3 separate regions of the Mus musculus genome follow, and all the other regions are linked to region 3. A link is a contact called in ENCODE Hi-C or POLR2A ChIA-PET data. All regions are on one chromosome and are shown on one strand. Each heading gives the region's core, a stretch centred on a gene start or an enhancer-like site at or near the end of the contact. The rest is flanking DNA. Distances are from core to core; before and after follow the strand shown.

Region 1 (2,849 bases), core at 321-2,820, 250 kb after region 3:
TCTCTTGCCTTCTTGGGCTCTTCCCTTCCCTCCTCCCTTCCCCATTTCCTTCCCCTTCTTTCCACATGTTCATGGCTGGCCTCTACTTCTCTACTCTCTTTCTGTCTTTCCCCGCCTCTACTACCCTCTTAACTCCCCTCCCCATGCCCTGAATAAACCCTATTCTGTACTATACCATCATGTGGCTGGTCCCTCAGGGGGAAAGGATGCCTCGGCATGGGCCTCCTAAGACACCCTCTTCCCCCATACCTCACCATGAACAAATCCCCTTATCTCTTTTTATCTTTTTATAAACACGTCAGGAGTACTGCTCAGAAAGATCACTAGGTGTTGGAATCTCACAGCACCCATAGAATGCACAGGCTCACTAGGCCTTCCATCTCTGTCTGTGATCACATAGTCTGAGAAATGTTCTTACTCATGAAAGTTACAATGTTTTTGGTGGCAGCTACCAAGATGATTCACAGAGCCCAGAGACAGAGTAGACCACAAGTCAGAGACTGGCCATTCAGAAAGAGGGGAGCTGGATGAAAATCAAAAGCTATTTAACCCTCCATGGCACCTCTGCCCATCTTCTGTACCCACCTCTCTCTGCCACCCATCTTGTCTCTCTGTGTGCTCAGATCCAACAAGGGTAATAAATCCACCCAGGTTTGAAGACCCTGGGGGAGCCATACAAGTCGTTGGTCCTAATGTCAGACTGCAAGAAAGGTGTCAAGAGGAAGCTATCTTCAAGGAAACTGGGGACTTAGGAGTCTAGGTGCCTTTGACCACTGTTCTTCTAGCTGGAGCTGCACAGGACACACTGAGAAGTGCTTTGGAAGGCTCTGGAGCAAGGAGATCAGTATCAGAGGGATATCTGCAGAGAAGATAGGTGGTGCCTCAGGGATGTTTCCATAGGGCTATGACTTTGCATGGAGTCTGCACTCATAAATCTGTGGCTGTCTCCTATATGGTGGACAGTCTGCAAAACCCAAGGATGTACCTTTCTTCATAGAATTGACACCAGCTCCTGTCTCCTGCCTGTCACTTGCCCCCCTCCCTGTAAGATCATGCTATGAACCCAATGTCTTCAACAAGTTTAGAAGCCCCTGAAAATGTCTGTAGGATTAAAGTCTCTCTATCATTCTGCTTTTGGCTGAGAATCCACTGAATGTTGTCCCGAAGTAACACAGAACATTGCCGCAAAGAATGCTTATGGTTCACGAAGTGACCATCCCAGCCCAGAGCTTGGCATGTAAGCTACTTCACAGAGTAGCCATCCCTGGCCAGAGCTTGCTTCTGCTCTCAGATTGTTGGATTGGCTTCATGGCTCATGTCCACAACGACTAGAGTCCACGGGCATCCAGCCCGAGCCGGATGAGTCAGGAATGAATGGAGGTCCCCTTCCATCCAGTTCCCCCCTAGAACCTGTCACTACCATGTGGCCTGTGTGCCACCTCCTTGGCCATTCAATATTTTATGAATGACACCTTCCAAGATTTGCTGGCATACTCTATGACCGCCTGCCTCCCTTACATCCTGATGTACTCTCAGGGACAGGCACCGCACACTGAGCCAGTCCAGATGGCCCTGGCTCCTCAACCAGCTCCCTACCTTGCCAAGCTAGACAAACACAGCCTTTTGACCTCACAGAAGTTGATGGCTCTGGGTTTTATTTCCCTGTGAACACATACATAGTCCCACCTGGTCATTGTCAACCTCCGCTATTGGCATGCCAGCTGAAGTCCTGGCACCCCTTACCTTCCCAGGGCTTTCCATCCATGTGGAAGGACCCCTCCCCTTCAGTCCTAGCTAGCCGGTTCATAGAAAAGCAAGCCTTCTAGTGGTCAATGGTATCAAGATCTAAATAACTTTAAAAGTCCCACAGTCTTTACATATTCTTAAAATTTCAATCTCTTAAAATTCAAAGTCTTTTTACAATTAAAAGTCTCTTTAACTGTGGGCTCCACTAAAACAGTTTCTTCCTTCAACAGGGAAAATATCAGGGCACAGTCACAATCAAAAGCAAAAGTCAATCTCTAACCGTCCAATGTCTGGGATCCAACTCACGATCTTCTGGGCTCCTCCAAGGGCTTGGGTCACTTCTCCAGCCATGCCCTGTGTAGCACACGAGTCATCCTCTAGGCTCCAGATGCCTGTACTCCACTGCTGCTGCTGCTCTTGGTGGTCATCTCATGGTACTGGCATCTCCAAAACACTGCATGACCCCTTCAGTCCTGGGCCTTCAATTGCAACTGAGGCTGCACCTTCACCAATGGCCTTCCATGGCCTCTCACAGTGCCGAGCCTCAGCTGCTTTGCGTGACCCCTTCATGCCTTCAAAACCAGTACCACCTGGGTGACCCTTACATATTACCAAGTCCCACTGCAGCAGGAGTACAACCTTGGCCATCTCTGGAACACAGCCTCTTTGTGCTTTCAGAAAACACTTCCCAGAAGATGTCACCTCAATGATGCTGGTCTTTTCTTAATCACCGCTAATTTCTTAGCTCCAGCTAACCAGCATCAATAGTCCCAGTAATTGGGACTCAAGGTATCTGAAACCACAGAGCCCTAGAACCTGACAGCACCCTGTAAGGACATAGGTAGGACAGAAGAAAGGCAAGGGTTCTGCCCTCTCCAGTGCCAAGGCCTCCTGAGAGTAGTGCTGTACTCCCAGAAGGGCCTCTGAGACATGACATCTAGATACAGCTTTCTGAAAGAGCTACAGTGTATCCCAAAGGGAGGGTGCTCACTCTTCCCTACCACCAGGAGCACAGAGTGCACCCCCGGAATCCTGTCTTCACCTCCCCACCACTGAGGTTATAACGGCACCACCACAAACAAACCTGTTTTACTTGGATTCTG
Region 2 (2,974 bases), core at 170-2,669, 150 kb after region 3:
GGTGAAATCTTGCTCAAGCTTCCTCATTAGTCAGTTGGTTTTAAGCCTGGGCTCACTGTGTGTGTGTGTGTGTGTGTGTGTGTGTGTGTGTGTGTGTGTGTATACAACCCAGGTTTGCCTGAGCTCAGTCTTCCTGCCTCAGCACCGGAGACCTGGACTTGCAGATTCGTGCCACCACATCCAACTTATAAGTTGGTGTTTCCTCCAGGAATTCAGAGTTGTTTGTAAGGCAGTTGTACGACAGACAAAACAGTAGCAGAAACTTAGCCGGAACCACATGTTTGAAAGCTTAGCCATGACAGCCATGTGTCTGTCCAGGACCTGGGGCACAACTGATCCAAGTCTTTGATCTAGAGCAGGTATGATCTTTAGAGTGCAGCCAAGCAGGTCGGGTGAGCGTGCCTTAGAGAAAATAAAGGCTCCAGATGAAAACAGCTGGAGAGCCATCCCAACTTTACGCATCACCGTGGTCCAAGACAGCAGTGTCTTCTTGAGGTTGTTAAGTCTTCCCTCATGTGTCTAAGACCAGAGTAGAGTCATCTGTCAAGTCCTGAGCCATGCCTCACACACAGGCAAGGTGACTGTGGTCCATTACTTTTCAAAAGTGATGTTTCCCCGTATCCAGGTTAGCCAACCATGGCTTCCTGCCCCTGGGGTACAGGTAGCTCTGCACAGCTTCGCAGTGGGCTAAACAGGCTTGGTGACCGACACCTCTTAACCACGCATGTTAACTTGCTGTGAGGACGCACTCCTACAAACTGATACTGGAATCAGGCCAATAAAGGAAATATCTTTGATTTCAGAATAATTAAGCAGGTGCTTGTTTCTCACCTTGTGGGGTGAACAGTTGTGTGTCAAAACCTTCCCAGTCTGTGGCAGTTGAAAGTAATTAGCATAGTGGGTTTTTTTTCCCCTGTACTACGGAGAAGGCTTATTAAAAACACAAGTTGCCATCAAAGGGCAACGGCAGAAGCCTGTTTTGCTGAGCTGCTCGGTTATCAATGAGGTAGAAGCAGCCCAGGACCCCACCCGTCCATCCAAATGCAGTTTGATTACAGGTCATTCACCAGGGAGGGCATCAGGCCATGGACGCCACAACTTCTAACCTGCAAAGCCTACAACTAGAGAGATGGCCGCCTGTGAGCATGAAGGCATGCAGGCTAGGGAGATGGCTCAGCAGGTAACGGCACTAGCCGTTCACACCTGATGGCCTGAGCTCTGTCTGTGGAACCCATACAGACTGCTGGACGCAGTGGCAGGCATCTGTGATCCCAACACTCCTGTGCAGAGGCGCTAGGAGACAGAATCATGTGATGGTGGCAGAGTGTTTGGATAAGTCACGTGCCCTTGCGAAACAGTAGCCTGAGACTCCTGAAGCTGACTCAGAGCCAACCCTCAGTGAGGAGGGAGGCACCGGCTCATTCTCTGGTTTGGAGAAGGAAGCTGTGGAGGTTCCTCTTGGAGCTGACTGTGCTTCCAGTCAAACGGAGAGCTCCATCTCCTTGGAGATGAATCATCTAGCCAAACCTCTGTGTCCCTCTTGACCCCAGTGGCAACTGTGCCACCTCACTGTAAATGAATGCACTTGTGAGAAGTTTCTGAAGGATCCTACACCAGCTCTGCTTCATTCAGTTTGTGCCTCGGGAGACCATTAAGTAGCTCTGGATCCTTGGAAACCGAGTCAGCCTGCGCTCTTAGCATCCCAGATGGAGGTGAGGGAGGCCCCAGGCAATGCTGCCTGCACAGACTGTGGGTTACACGTTAGAAAGAATCTAGGTCCGTCCTTTCGATGCATGTGAAGTTTTCATGTGGAAACTAAAAACCAGGACCTCGTTCTAGGGATGCACACAAGCCCGGGGCCTGCTCCGAGGAAAGAAAGCAGGAAATAACTGTCACAGCAAAGAAAACAGTAGTAGATGTGTACCCAAACCAGAGAAACACGCCTGCTTTTCACTGGCAGACTCCAAATAAGCCAGATGCTGAGCTGCCTGAAAATTAGGCACATGCAAGACTTCAGCAGGTGTCACCTCAGATGTCACATTTGTAGGTAACATGTAATGTGTGTGGCAGCCAGAGGACAACCTCATCTGATGTGCTTCGGATGCCATCCGGCTTGTGGGCTGTGAGGCCAGCCTCTCACTGCTCGGGGGGGGGGCTGGCCAGCAAACTCCAACCCTGGGAGTATCTGCACGTCATCACCCTGACTGTTGCGGCCACCTCGGCCGGCAAGGAAGACACAACACGGTCGGATTCTTCTCAACAGCCTTTATTGCAGGAATGCCTCGATGCTGCTATGGGGACCCCGGGCACCCAGGGAGGTCTGCTTATATACTCTCAGCCCCCATCCACTCACGGCAGGCCACGCCACCTCACCAGGCACACAGCTTCAGCCAATCAGGGTGGCAGGGGCATGTCTCCACCAAATATGGACTTGTTTACACCGCCAGCAGCATGGTGCACCTGCGCAGCTCTCATGATGGTCGTGGCTTATTTTCAGGTGTATGAGGAAGTCAGGTGCAAGTCATAAAACTTAGCTGCAGTCCCGGGCGCCATCTTGGGACTGCTGCCACACCCGCTCCTCACACCTGACTTTATTGTGGGTTCTGGGGGTACAGTGGAGCCCCCTACCCACACAGCAAGCATTTTCCTGGCTGAGCTCTCTCCCCTAGTCCCAAACATCACACACTTTCACTCCTGGACACGAGCCCCTCCCCCATCCAACTCATCCTTCGATGACACCAGATTTGCCAACTTCTGAAGTTGTCCAAGTCTTTGCTCAGCAGATAACAGAGTCAACCGAGAACGGCTGGACTTTTTTGGATCTGTCTGAGTCTTGCACAGCATCCAGTGCCAGAACAGCCGACGAGAAACAGTGAGCTCCTCCCACCGGGCTCATGTGAATCTCCCTTTGACCCCTGCACTGTCCTCAACTTACTGAAGAACAAAAGTAATTAAAAGTCAGACTTTGCCATCC
Region 3 (3,052 bases), core at 364-2,863:
TCCTAGATTCTGTTTTCTTAAGAATTCCCAGGGTAATGAGGCCTTTGAAGGGCAGAGAGGGAGGCTCGCAGGACAGTAACAGGAGATGACGAACCTATGGTAGCTCACTCTAGCTTTCATTTGCTTGAGAGATTGCTTGAAGTCATGTATGTCCACAGCATGGCTGCAATGACCAGAGAAGCCAGAAGAGGGCCTCTGATCCTCTGAACCTGGAGTTACAGATGGTTGTAAGTTGCCACTGAGAGCCTGGTACAGAAGCCAGGTCCTTGGCAAAAGCAGAGAACGCCCTTAACTTCTGAGGAATCTGACTCACGCTGGCTTTTAGACAAGCTCCGTTGAATGCCTCATGGCTGGTATTTTTCTTGGAAACCCCAGCAATCTCCGTACCTTCGCCAAAAGAGGCATTTTATATTTGTTTCTGTAAGATACCTGAGCCCGCAGCCACGCCCTGCCTTCCTCTCTGGCGCTGTATTCCACAGTCTCTGCCCCGGTTTAATCTGCCCCCTCCCCCACCTCACCCCCAAGCACAGAGCAGGGTCTGGTAAAAAGTTTCCCAGAAAGCACTGCAGCACAGGACTTTTCTCAGACTTCATGTTTGTGGAATGCATACACAACTTCTGCAAACGGTAGGTATAGGGAGACCATCCAGAAAGACCTCAAAACCTGGAAATCTCAGGAGCATAATGTCATATACAGGTTGCTGGCATGTTTTACAAGGCCCATTCCTACGCATTACACCTGTATTTAAAATGATATATAAGAGATTGGACAATGTGCACGCAGAGAAATGCAGCTTGGGTGGGGACCCACTGTTTAAACTTCACCAGGATGTGTGCTCGTAGTAGGAAGCACTGCGACAGGGAAGGAGAGATAACATTATTAACATTATCTCTTCCAGGGAGGAGTTCAAAGTCCCAAACAAACCATTTCAGGACTCTGGGGACGTAAGGTGGAGCCAGCTCTGCCACCTGCTCCGGCCTTATTTACTCCTCCTGCCCGTGCATCTCAAAATAGAGCCCAACGCCGCTCTTCTGCAGCCGGCCGCAGGTGAGGCTCCCGGCGGTTGGGGGTAAAGGGGGTAGACAGGGCCGGAACACCGAGAGCAGGCGTGGGCCCGCTCGTGCATCGCTCCTGGCTCAGGTTCCCCGGCCCGCGCGACTACAGCTTGCACTTTTGCGTCAAGTCCGTCCCTCGGGCTTCGCCAGGCCGTGGTGACTCTCAAGGGTCCGGACATGGTGCGAGCATGTACGAATGAGAGTCCACACCCGGAGAGCACCGGTCGTTCCGAGGGCACCCGGGCTCGCGAGCACTCCGAAGCCGGCCGCCTGTCCCCGTAAGCCGAGGCCTCGCGCTCGCCGCGACCTGGAGAATCGCTCTCCGAGGACGCTCGCGCTCGCGCGCGCCCGACCGCGAGGGGCGAGTCTGGCCAGGAGGCGCGCCAATGGGCGTGGGCGGAGCGCTCGGGGCGGGGCCTGTCCGGTTGGCCAATGGGCGTGGGCGGAGCTTTAGGGGCGGGGACCGTCCGGCCACCGGCCAATGAGAGGGGGCGGCGCGCTCGGGGTGGGGTCTTTCGGGGCACCGGCCAATAGGCGGGGGCGGAGCGCGTGGGGGCGGTGCCGGGGCGGGCGGCGGCGGCGGGAGCCGGCTGCAGACGGAGCCGGGCGGCCGAGGACGCAGCGCGGCGCCTGGCGACAGCTCGAGCCGCGGGCGCAACGGCCGCGCGGGGAGCGCGCCCATGGGTAGCGCGGGACGGCGGCGGGCGGCGAGGCCCTGGCTTCTGCGCGCCGGCCCTGGCGGGGTCCAGAGGACCGCGGCTCCGAGGTGCGTGCCGGGGGGTGCGGGGTGCAGGGCGCAGGGACCGGACCTGCCCGGCTGCGCGCAACTTGCGGGCCGCTCCCCCGGGACTCCCGCTCCTTTGTACGCGCGGGCTCGCGTCTCCGCGGGTGAGGACCGCGGTCGGGAAGCGACCGGCAGCGCCGGCACATTCATTTGAGCCTGGTCGCAGAATCCCGAGAATCAATTTCGGCTCGTCTCCCGGAGAGCGAAAGCCGAGGACAACTTGGCGTCACCCCTTGGGGAGACGTTTGTCGTCATTAACCATCTTCGGCTACATTAATTCAGTCCGGGCCAACGTCAGCACGGGCGAACGGACAGCAAGTGCGTCCTCACGAATTGGGGCTGGGCGATACCTGATTTTGGTCAAAACAGGTCTTAGGCGCTTCGGGTTCTGCTTGGAGTTGCCTCGGTCTGCGCAAGGATGGCTTTGAGAAAGAAGGCCAAACAGCGAGGGGGAAAGGCAGAATGCAGAACACCCCAAAACCCAAGTCATCCGCAGAAAACGGGGCGTCTTGGTTATTCTCATTGGTTTTCCCCAGTAACTTCAAAATAGTCCCAGAAATGTTCCTTTTGTCTGCGGTTTCACTTCTAAACTTTAACACTAGATGGCTTTCTTATGACAGGCATTTTAGTCCGCTGCCCGCTTGAGTTTCCTGCGTCTGCAGTCTAGGCTGGGATTTATTTATTTATTTAACGTCTTACAAATTGGAATGAAAGGAAGAAACTATCCCAAACTGCTGCTTTATTTGAAACATAGTACTCCCCTGTAAGGCTTAAACTGGTTATTATATTTCTTTTTTCAAATATGGAAAGTGGGCTTTGATCTCTAGCGACCAGAGGTGACTACGAATGAGCGAGCTGCTTGTTACTGGGCTCTGCATCGCGGAGGTCTTGATGTCTTTGGAGAATGTGGAGTTCTTGGGTGGGTTTGGTGATAAGAGCTGCATAGATTTCGACATGCTGTTTATGGCTAGCTGGAGCGGTTTCCGGAACAGGCAGCAATGGGATCTATTGCAGGGGGTGGAGGGTGGTTGGGAGGGGGGAAGAATAGTCTATCTTCAGTTTTGGGCGCGTGTGAGGCTGTTCATGCCTAAGGGTTGACCGGCAGCATTTGAGGAAGATCTGTAGCTGAGTGCGTCTGCCTGAGTCATACTGAGGGTTGTGTCACGGACCTCTGCGTTTCCTTCTCCCCTGGTGAGATCTGGCTTGTCTCTTC

The links. Hi-C counts contacts between places; a loop is a spot of excess contacts on that map. ChIA-PET counts read pairs that join two places held with the same protein, here RNA polymerase II (POLR2A).
Region 1: a loop to region 3 is called in a map of left cerebral cortex, with 2.1 times the contacts of the local background. The contact joins the enhancer-like site here to the promoter of Sipa1l2 in region 3. A Hi-C loop is called at or near these places in 1 of 37 maps with a recorded cell type or tissue (left cerebral cortex). POLR2A ChIA-PET finds 5 or more read pairs at or near these places in 3 of 5 experiments (all embryonic stem cell).
Region 2: POLR2A ChIA-PET joins it to region 3 with 10 read pairs in Patski. The contact joins the enhancer-like site here to the promoter of Sipa1l2 in region 3. POLR2A ChIA-PET finds 5 or more read pairs at or near these places in 2 of 5 experiments (Patski and embryonic stem cell).

Annotation. Positions count from the first base shown.
Region 1 is chr8:125,316,397-125,319,245 of GRCm38, reverse strand. No RefSeq gene overlaps it. Among named protein-coding and RNA genes, the nearest start is that of Gm30713, 68 kb to the left of the region's middle. Within about 2 kb of position 1,570, at least 1 of the 3 ENCODE cell types and tissues checked has a DNase peak (open chromatin) inside an H3K27ac peak, as active enhancers do.
Region 2 is chr8:125,414,781-125,417,754 of GRCm38, reverse strand. No RefSeq gene overlaps it. Among named protein-coding and RNA genes, the nearest start is that of Gm30713, 30 kb to the right of the region's middle. Within about 2 kb of position 1,419, at least 1 of the 3 ENCODE cell types and tissues checked has a DNase peak (open chromatin) inside an H3K27ac peak, as active enhancers do.
Region 3 is chr8:125,568,424-125,571,475 of GRCm38, reverse strand. It overlaps Sipa1l2 (signal-induced proliferation-associated 1 like 2), which reads left to right and starts at 1,613. Exons shown (of 22, transcript NM_001357372.1): 1 at 1,613-1,821.